2 separate regions of the Homo sapiens genome follow, and region 2 is linked to region 1. A link is an interaction called in ENCODE POLR2A ChIA-PET data of the cell type or tissue named here. Cell type or tissue: HepG2. All regions are shown on one strand. Each heading gives the region's core, and the rest is flanking DNA. Links, peaks and the distances in the headings are about the cores only. Region 1 has its middle 44 kb from the start of SLC30A10. Region 2 has its middle 7.9 kb from the start of EPRS1.

What was found. Peaks named below come from ENCODE experiments on the same cell type or tissue, not always from the same donor. Only the 100,000 strongest peaks of a DNase experiment are listed, where the experiment ranks them.
Region 2: POLR2A ChIA-PET joins it to region 1 with 8 read pairs; 3 of 35 experiments call an interaction of 5 or more read pairs at or near these places.

Annotation. Positions count from the first base shown.
Region 1 is chr1:219,881,974-219,887,355 of GRCh38, reverse strand. It overlaps a transcript of LOC105372926 not described here. Among named protein-coding and RNA genes, the nearest start is that of SLC30A10, 44 kb to the left of the region's middle. In HepG2, for the core only: no CTCF peak of the experiment used is centred there; a DNase peak (open chromatin) is centred at 3,185; H3K4me3 peaks cover 820 bases.
Region 2 is chr1:220,051,743-220,057,124 of GRCh38, reverse strand. No RefSeq gene overlaps it. Among named protein-coding and RNA genes, the nearest start is that of EPRS1, 7.9 kb to the right of the region's middle. In HepG2, for the core only: no CTCF peak of the experiment used is centred there; no DNase peak of the experiment used is centred there.

The DNA.
Region 1 (5,382 bases), core at 133-5,132:
GGGAGAACCACTACTCCCTGAATTTGTCTTAGTTCTAACAGTTTCTCTCTCTCTCTGTTTGTGTGTGTGTGTGTGTGTGTGTGTGTGTGTGTCTACAGTCTTTAGAATTTTCTATGTATAAGATCATGTCATCAGCAAAGAGAGATAATTTTACTTCTTTCTTTCTGATTTAGATACTTATTTCTTTCTCCTGTCCAATTTCTCTGGCTAGAACTTCCAGTACTGTGTTGAAAAGAAGTAGCTAGACTGGGCATCCTTGTCTTGCTCCTAATCTTAGGGGGAGAACTTTTCAATTTTCCACCACTGAGTATAAGGTTAACTGACTTTTCATATGTAATTTTTTTATGTTGAAATCTCCTTCTATTCCTAGTTTGTTGAGAGTTTTCGTTATGAAAGGGTGTTGAATTTTGCCAAATGCTCTTTCTACATCTACTGACATGATCGTGTGTTTTTTGCCCCTCGTTCTGTTAATGTGGTATATTACACTAATTTTTGTATGTTGAAATACTTTGCATTCCATGGAAAAATCTAAATTGGTTATGGTGTAGGATCCTTTTAATGTGCTATTTAATGCAGTTTGCTAATGTTTTGTTTTGTTTTGTTTTGTTTGAGACAGGGTCTTTCCTGTCACCCAGGCTGGAGTGTAAGTGTGTGATCATAGCTCACTCTTACCTCAAACTTCTGGGATCAAGTGATCCTCCTGCCTCAGCCTCCTGAGTAGCTGGGACTATAGGTACATGCCACCATGCCTTGCTAAGTTTTAATTTTTTTTGTGGAGACAGGGTCTTGCTATGTTGCCAGGGCTGGTTTCAAATTCCTGGCCTCAAGCAATCCTTCAGCTTCAGCCTCCCAAAGTGCTGGGATTACAGGCATGAGCCACCACAACTGGCCTTTGCTAATATTTTGTTGAGGATTTTTGTATTTGTGTTTATCAGGAGTATTGGTCTGTAGGTTCTTTTTTTTTGTAATATCTTTGTCTGGCTTTGGCATTAGGGTAACACTGGCTTCAAAAGAGTTGGAAAGTGTTCTCCCCTCTTCAATTTTTTTTAGAAGAGATTGAGAAGAATTGATGTTAAATTTTCTTTAAATGTCTGGTAAAATTTACCAGTGAAGCCATCTGGTCTTGGACTTTTCTTTATTGAGAGGTTTTTGATTATTGATTCAATCTCCTTACTGGTTATAGGTCTGTTCAGATTTTCAATTTCTTCATTATTCAGTCTTGTTAGGGTGTGTGTTTCTAAGAATTTATCAATTTCTTGTAAGTTATCCAATTTGTTGGTGTATAATTGCTCATAGTATTCTCTTATTCTTTTTAATTCTGTGGCATTAGTTGTAATGACTGCTCTTCCATTTTTTATTTAAGTCTTCTCTTTTTGTCTCTTAGCCTAGCCAAAGGTTTGTCAACTTTATTGATGTTTTTTCAAAAAAGTGTTGCCGATTTTTAAAAGTTTTCTATTTTATTTATACTCTAATCTTTATTTTTCCCTTTCTTCTGCTGAAATTGGGCTTAGTCTGTTCTCCTAGTTCTTTGAGGTTGGTTTGTTAATTTGAGACTTTTCTTCTTTGTTAACATAGGGGTTTATTGCCATAAACTTTGCTCTTGGTAATGCGTTTCTTGCTGCCTCCTGTAAGTTTTGGTACATTTTATTTTCATGTCTATTTGTTTCAAGGTGTTTTCTAATTTCCCTTTCATTTCTCTTTTGACCCATTGGTTATTCAAGAATGTGTTGCTTAATTTCCACATATCTATGGAGTTTCTAGCTTCCCTTTTCTGTTGTTTCTAGTTTCATTCATTGTGGTTGAAGAAGATACTTGGTATGATTGCAGTGTTCTTAAATTTGTTCTACATGTGTCTGTTAGGTCCATTTTTATCTATAATGCTCTTCAAATTTGCTGTTTCCTTATTGTTTTTCTGTCTGGATGCTCTATCCATTATTGAAGGTGGGGTGTTTAAGTTTCCTATTATTATTACATTTGTGTCTATTTCTCTTTCAGTTCTGTCAATGTTTGCTTTATATATTTAGGTGCTGTGATGTTGGGGATGGATATATTTATAATTGTCATATCTTCCTGGGTGAATTGACCCTTTTATTATGAAATAATGTCTTTCTATATCTCTTGTGATAGTTTTTGACATTATATAATAATAAATGTCAACTGAGCAGGAAGACATGACAATTATAAATTATAGTTTATGAAATATCTGTTGCTTGAGTTTGGTTAGATTCATTTGTAAAATTGTCTAGGCCTTATACCCTTTTGGTGTGGGATAGGAGCAGATTTTTGAATGACTTTTTAGTTTCCCTAATGGCTATTGGTATGTTCAGGTTTTCTATTTCTTTTTATTTTTGCGTCAATTATGGTAATTTATATTTTTTAGGCATTTGTATGTTTCATTTTCCAAATTTATTTTAGTAAACTTGTTCACAGTGTACTCCTATTTTAAAATCTCTACTGATGTATAGTTACCAGCCCCTTTGTTCTCATATTGCTTATTTTGTCTTCTCTTTTCCCCTGTTGTGATTTAGTGCAGATTATTTTATGAGACTTTTCAAGGAATAAACTTCTATTTTTATTGTTTGACTCTTTTTTGTTGTTTATTTAATAGTTCTGTTTTGTTCATGTTAAGGTTTGTATGCCCACTTGACATCCAAGTGGAGATTTTAAGTAGGCAGTTGGATATCCAAGTCTGGAGCTTACAGAAGAGGTCAGAGATGATGACATAAATTATGAGAATGATCAGCATAGAAATATTATTAAAAACTATTGGGCTAGATGACATCACCCAGGAAATAATGTGGATCAGCGCTTCTCAAAACTGTCTGTGGGGAAGGACCAGTTTTATTTTTCTAATCCAATCTGATGCAAACCAATACTTTGTAAAATACAATTGTATAAATCATTATAAAAATGAAATATAAACTATTTAAAAAAGGTATTCAAATTCAAGCCTAATTTTTTATTCTTAGATACAACAACAGAAACATATACTGTCAAATTGCGATTAGAACTTTCTAAAGGCTTAGTCAGTTTCTGTATTTCTGTCATTGCAGTCTGGTAACAAATAGTTAATGGACTGACACTGGTATGCAGACCAAGGCTTTGAGTGGCACTGCGTGCATGGAAAAGAGAAGAGAATCAAGGACGGAGCCCTGGGGCACTCTGACCTTTGGAGATCTGGCAGCTGGGGGAGGAGCCAACAAAAAAGCTGGAGGAAGAGCAGCCATGAGGTAGGAGGAGAACCAGGCAAGTTTACAGTCAGGGAGGGCTGGAGAGGATAGTGTTTCTAGGAGGAGACAGTGGTCAGACCTTTCGAATGCTACTGAGTGGGTTGGGTTGGGTAATACAAGGACAAAGCATTGATCATTGGCTTTGTCAATATTTGACCAATATTTGGGATGAAAGTCCCTTTAAAGTAACTTGGAGAGAAGATGAGAAGGGAGAAAGTAGAGCCAAGTACAGACAGCTTTTTCTAAAAGTTTTACTCTGGTGGAGATCAGAAAAATAGGGCCACGATTGGAAGGAGATATGGTGTCAAGAGAAGGCATTTTGTTTAAAAAACACAAGGGATAAATATTGTATGATTCCATTTATATGAGGTCCTTAGAATGGTCAAATTCATAGAGACAGAAAGTAGCATGGTGGTTGTTGGGGGCTGGGAAAAGAGGGAATGAAGAGCTAATTTTTAAAGGGCCTTCAGTTTTGGTTTGGGAAGATGAAAAGTGAAATGGATGGTGGTGATGATTGTGCAACAATGTGAATGTGCTTAATGCCACAGAATTGTACATCTAAAAATGGTTAAAGGGTTAAAATGGTAATATCGTAAATTTTATGTTACTACACTTTACTACAATAAAAGACATATTATGTATGAAATATTAAGTGATACTTTTATGTGGATGGAAATAATTCAGTAGAAAAGAAACTGATGGTGCAGGTGACCCCAATTCAGAAGCAGTTTTACTTCAGTGGCTTTCATGTTGGGAAATTACAGTCTGAGTCCCAGTCCATGAGCAGGGTCTGGTGGTGGGTGCGTCTTCACCTGTTTTCCAAAAAAGCAACTTGTTTCTCGTGGTAACTCCAGCCTTCATTCTTGTGTGTGCAAACCAAGCCGGTGGCTTTATGTAAAAAACCTGGTTTGGGCTAGTTCCTTTTTCCCTGAGGAAGTTGAAATTCCACTACCCATTGTCTGCTGTGTCTATTGAAGTAAGGCTTGAGTCTTTGCAGACTTATTATGCAGAGCTCAAGGTAATAAAAGGTAATAATTAATATTAATTGAGTACTGACTGTATACCAGGTACTTTATGCTTACCCCCCATAAGCTTCGCAAGAGCCCTATGAAGTAGGTGTTATTATTAGTATGACCAGTTTACAGATGTGGAAACTGAGGCACATTGATGTTAAGTAATTTGCCCATCGTCACACATTCAGAACATAGGAAGTGACAGCTTTGGGATTTGAACTAAGGCAGCCTTACTTCAGAACTCCAGTTTACATAGAGGGTAGATACAGAAATATGAATTCATCACCCAGTACATAATAATTTGGGCATGCTAATCCAGAAATTTCTCCATCATAACGTCAGCACCATGTTTACATTGTGGGCAGTGGATTTTGTTTTAGCAAAATATGATTTATCACATTAAAGTAATGTCATTCGCTTAATTTTTTGTTGGCATTACATTTTAAAATGTGTTTCTTTTTAGAGCTATAAATGATCTAAAATATATAACCTAATTTTATGTTTTTGCATATTTGCTTAATATTATAATAAAATATTATTTTAATCAACAATGGAAGTCTTAAAAAAATTTTGTCCTTAGAGTTTAAGTAAAAAAAACCATAATGGTATAGTTTTTTTAAGAAAAAAAATTTTTCTGGAAGAAAGAGGATCTTTGTTTTTTTTCTTAGCTCCCTGAGAATTAACCAGACTTCTGTTTGTAGAGAGGAATTAGTGTATGACTTAACAGGACTGTTCTCATTTGACCTAAAAAGACTGTATTTGAGGGACTTTCTGAGACCTGTTCAAAGGCTTCAGCTGCCTGGGTAACTGAGCAATGTAGAAGCAGAATTCCAGTTTTGAATTGCTTCCCAAGGCAGGCTTTATTTAGTTCTGGGAGAGAGGGAATGCACTGTGATTCTTAAAGAAACTCGGTGTGATTTTGCATTGCGATAACAGATTTGCAAGACATCCAGCACTTTTCCATGGGCATTTTCTTAGAGGAAAAAAAAAAAAAAACAGTAGATTGCGATGATCTGTTCTGTTTCCCGAAGGTTGCAGAAGATGTTAAAAACCGGAGCACCTAGATGACAGACTGTGAAGTTGACCAGGGATCTTTGTATTGCCCCATTATTTATCCATTCCTATTCCTAACCGACTTA
Region 2 (5,382 bases), core at 74-5,073, 170 kb before region 1:
TGTCTCAAACAATAAAAATAAAAATTCACAGGGTTTATCCCAACGATTTTGCTTGTGTGTGTGTGTGTGTGTGTGTGTGTGTGTGTGTGTTTATTTACTTATTTATTTATTTATTTTGAGACAGAGTCACTCTCTGTCACCCAGGCCAGAGTGCAGTGGTGCAATCTCGGCTCACTGCAACCTCCACCTCCCGGGCTCAAGCGATTCTCCTGCCTCAGCCTCCTGAGTAGCTGGGACTACAGGCACATGCCACCACCCCTGGCTAATTTTTTGTATTTTTAGTAGAGACGGGGTTTCGCTGTGTTAGCCAGGATGGTCTCGATCTTCTGACCTCATAATCTGCCCACCTTGGCCTCCCAAAGTCCTGGGATTACAAATGTGAGCCACCACGCTCAGCCTGCTTCTGTATATTTTAAGAAATTCAGGGACTGATAATCATTTAACTCTAGGACTCACTAGATAAGGTAATATAGTATTATTTTATAGAAGTGTCATAATCTAGCAGGAAGAGGTCTCTGTGGTCTTGACACCTTTGAGCCCTCCCTCCTGTAAGTCTCTTCTCATTGTCCTGGCTTTCTTTTTTCACCTAGCCACTCCTACTCAGTCTCCTTTATTGCTTTCTCTTTGTCTTCCTTCCCTTAAATGTCACTGTTTACCAAGATTCTGTTCTAGTCTCTCTCCTTTCTTTTTTTTCTTTTTTTGGTAGAGATGGGGTCTTGCTATACAGCCCAGGCTGGTCTTGAACTCCTAGCCTCAAGCAATCCTCCTGCCTCTGTCTCCCAATGTGCTGGGATTATAGGTGTGAGCCACTGCACCTGGACTATGCTTTCTCTCCTTTCTCACCAGAGGATCTAATCCACCTGTGTGACTTTTGTGGCGCTTTTGCTCATTAATCCAAAATCTTTAGCTTAGAACTCTCAAACTCTAGATCTATATACCCCAAAACCTACCTAGATGCCTTACAGAGATGTCTGAATGATTATGTCTAAACAGTTCTTCACTCTTGCCCCGACCCCTCCAGAAATTATTTTACAAACCCATGAGGTGATCTTGATAATTGGCCAAGTTAGAAAATCATCACCTGAATCCACCTGCTTCCCTCTACGAATGGAGTTCTCTATCTGTAAATAGTGGACTAAACCTAATTTTTAAAAAATCTAAGTGTAACAAGAGAATAACTTTATTTTTATTTATTTATATATTTCTTGAGACGGAGTCTCGCTCTGTCGCCAGGCTGGAGTGCAGGGGCGCAATCTTGGCTCACTGCAGCCTCCGCCTCACGGGTTCAAGCGATTCTCCTGCCTCAGCCTCCTGAGTAGCTGGGATTACAGGCATGTGCCACCACGCCCAGGTAATTTTTGTATTTTTAGTAAAGATGGGGTTTCACCATGTTGGCCAGGCTGGTCTCGAACTCCTGACCTCAGGTGATCCGCCTGCCTTGGCCTCCCAAAGTGTTGGGATTATAGGTGTGAGCCACTGCGCCCAGCCCTAAGATAATAACTTTTTTTTTTTTTTTTTTTTTTTTGAGATGGAGTCTCACTCTGTCACCCAGGCTGGAGTGCAATGGCATGATTTCAGCTCACTACAACCTCTGCCTCCCGGGTTCAAGTGGTTCTCCTGCTTCAGCCTCCCGAGTAGCAGGGGCACACCACCACACCTGGCTAATTTTTTGTATCTTTAGTAGAGACAGGGGTTTCACCATGTTGGCCAGGCTGGTCTTGAACTCCTGACCTCAGGTGATCCACCTTCCTCAGCCTCCCAAAGTGCTGGGATTACAGGTGTGAGCCACCACACCCGGCCGAAAATAACTTTGAAGGTATTTTCTTCAGGTTCCTATACGAAAACCCAATTTATGTAAGTGAGATATGTAGGAGTCTAAATCCTCTCTCCATTACTCTTGACTCTACATTAATTACATTAGTTTATACCCTTATACCCCGTTATTTCTTCCCTAGATCCCTGCAGTGTCTTGACTAATCTTTCTGCCTACACTGTAACCCATCTATCTCTCTCTCATCCATTTATCACGTCATCTCCAGAGTGATTTTTTTGTTTTGTTTTGTTTTTGAGACAGGGTCTCGCTCTGTCACCCAGGCTGGAGTGCAGTGGTGTGCTTATAGCTCACTGCAGCCTTGACCTCCTGGGCTTAAGCAATTCTCCTGCCTCAGCCCCCCCAAGTAGCTGAGACTACAGGTTTGCACAGTAACGCCTGGCTAAGCCGGGCGTGGTGTCTCACGCCTGTAATCCCAGCACTTTGGGAGGCTGAGGTGGGTGGATCACTTGAGGTCAGGAGTTCAAGACCAGCCTGACCAATATGGTGAAACCCTGTCTCTCCTAAAAATACAAAAATTAGCCAGGCATGGTGGCACATGCCTGTAATCCCAGCTACTTGGGAGGCTGAGGCAGGAGAATTGCATGAACCCAGGAGATGGAGGTTGCAGTGAGCCAAGATCATGCCACTGCACTCCAACCTGGGTGACAAAGAAAGACTCCATCTCAAAAAAAAAAAAAAAAAAAAAACGCCTGACTCATTTTTGTATATTTTTTGTAGAGATGGGGTTTCACCATGTTGCACAAGCTGGTCTCAAAATCCTGGTCTCAAGGGATTCGCCCACCTCAGCTTCCCAAAACGCTGTGATTTTACAAGCGTGAGTTACCACACCGGGCCCAAAGTGATTTTTTAAAATCAAATGTAATGCCATTCCCCTTACTCAAAATATTTTATGGCTTTCCTTTGCCTTCAGGATAAAATGCAAACTCCTTATAATGATATATGAAGCTCTTAATGGCTTCTTCCTTCTCCAGCATCAACTCTGACCCTAACCTATACTGTAGCCATGCTCAACCATTTAAAGTTCCCCTAAAACACTATCTTTTCTCTTAGCATGGCCTCCATTCATTGAACAAATATTTATTGAGCACCTACTATGTGTTAGGCACTGAACATAGGTACTGAACATTCTTTCTTTTTTTTTTTTTTGAGACAGAGTTTCATTCTTGTTGCCCAGGCTCACTGCAACTTCTGCCTCCCAGGTTCAAGCGATTCTCCTGCCTCAGCCTCCCAAGTAGCTGGGATTACAGGTGCCCGCCACAACGCCTGGCTAATTTTTTGAATTTTTAGTAGAGTTGGGGTTTCACCATGTTGGCCAGGCTGGTCTCGAACTCCTGACCTCAGGTGATCCACCCGCCTCGGCCTCCCAAAGTGCTGGGATTACAGGTGTGATCCACCTTGCCCAGCCAGGTACTGAACATTCAACAGTGGATGTAACAGTGACCATAAGTCTGTTCCTTTGTTGAGCATGTGTTCTTGTGAAACAAGACAGATAATAAGTAAATAAAATTTTAGATTGTGGTAAATGCTATAAATGAAATCAGGAAGATGAGCTAGAAAGCAACTGGGGTAGGGTTGGAGGGTTGAAAGAGGATCTTCTGTACATAAAAATAGGAGTATGTTTTCCGTGGAGATGATGTCTGGTCAGGCACACTAAGAGCTGAGATTTCTAGTGTATATAGCAAGCAAACAACATCTCTGAGAAGACAAAGAAAAAGAACTTAAAGGAAGCCACAGTGGCTGAAGTAAAATGAACAAGGGGCAGAGTGTTATAAAATGAGGTTGGGATAGATCCTGAGGCAGAACTTGGGTATTAAAAATTATAAAAAAGAAATGAGATTGGGGATGCAGGTAGGGGTCAAGTCATCTACATCCTTAAACATTTTTAAAAAATATTTCAAGGATTGAGGGGAAATGGGAAGTGACTGCCAAAGGGTACAAAGTTTCTTTAGGGGATGATAAAATGTTCTAGAAGTAATTGTGGTGATGATTGAACTCTGAATTATACACTTTAAATAGGTGAATTTTATGGTATGTGAATTATATCTCAATGACGCTGTTAGAAAAAATAAAATGAGGCCAGGCATGGTGGCTCACGCCTGTAATCCCAGCACTTTGGGAGGCCAAGGCAGGTGGATCACCTGAGGTCAGGAGTTCAAGACCAGCCTGGCCAACATGGTGAAATCCTGTCTCTACTAAAATACAAAAATTAGCTGGGCGTGGTGCTATGTGCCTTTAATCCCAGCTACTAAGAAGGCTGAGGCAGGAGAATCGCTTGAACCCGGGAGGCGGAGGTTGCAGTGTGCTGGGATTGCGCCACTGCACTCCAGCCTGGGCGACAGAGTGAGACTCCATCTCAAAAAAAAAGAAAAAGAAAAAAGAAAATGGTCGTATGTGTCTAGTGCCTACCACACTGTATAGCATAGCTCTGTATCTTCTTCTCCAGGCTTATCTCATCCATTTTAATAACTACTCACACCTTCAGCAAAACATTTCAACTGAGCCCCAGATTTTATTATATTATTATACAAATATATTACAAATATTATACAAATATATACAAATTATATATTATACAAATTATACAAATATAATACAAATATTATACAAATCTGCAATTTGTAAAGGATATTTTCACCTACATATCTTACAGACATCTCAAAAAATCAGTCTAGAACCAAATAATTTGCCAACTCTGTTTCCTCTCTTGTCTTCCCTCCTTTGATAATGACATAACCATCCACCCATTTATCCAGCTGAAATCTAGGAATAAACCTAGGCAAATTTGCTTCTCGGCCGGGTGCAGTGTAATCCCAGCAATTTGGGAGGCTGAGGATGGCAGATCACTTGAGGCCAAGAGTTTGAGACCAGCTTGGCCAACATGGCGAAACCCCATCTCTACCAAAAATACAGAAAAATTAGCTGGATGTGGTGGCACACGCCTGTACTCCCAGCTACTTGGGAGGCTGAGGGATGAGAAGTGCTTGAACCTGGGAGGTGGAGGTTGCAGCGAGCTGAGATTGTGCCTCTGCACTTCAGCCTGGGTGACAGAGGGAGACTGTATCAAAAAGAAAAAAAATTAAAAAATTGCTTCTTTCACCATCACCTCCCCAAACATCTCGTCTGTCATTACTGATTTTACCTCCTAAATATATCTGAAACTTGTTCTCTATTCTCAGATCTTATTCCACTGCCTTAGTTCAGGCCATCATCTTTTATTTTCTCTCATATGGACTGTTGTAATAACATCTTAACTGGTTTCCCTAATGCCAGTTCTGCGCACTCCAAGTCATCTCCTATATTATTGTCGAAGTCATCCTTGTAAAATATGATCCTAATCACATCTCCTGCTCCTGCCTAAAACTTTTCACCGACTTTCTATCATAAGATAAAATCTTGCTCCTCAGCATGATATATAGAACTCTTCCTAATTTAGTCTGCCTACATTCCAGCCTTTTAGTCCCTTACTTCCAAAAGATTTTATATTCTGGCAATAACGAACTGGTCAGAGTTTTCCAAGTACACACAGCTTCATGACTTCAGGTTTTAGC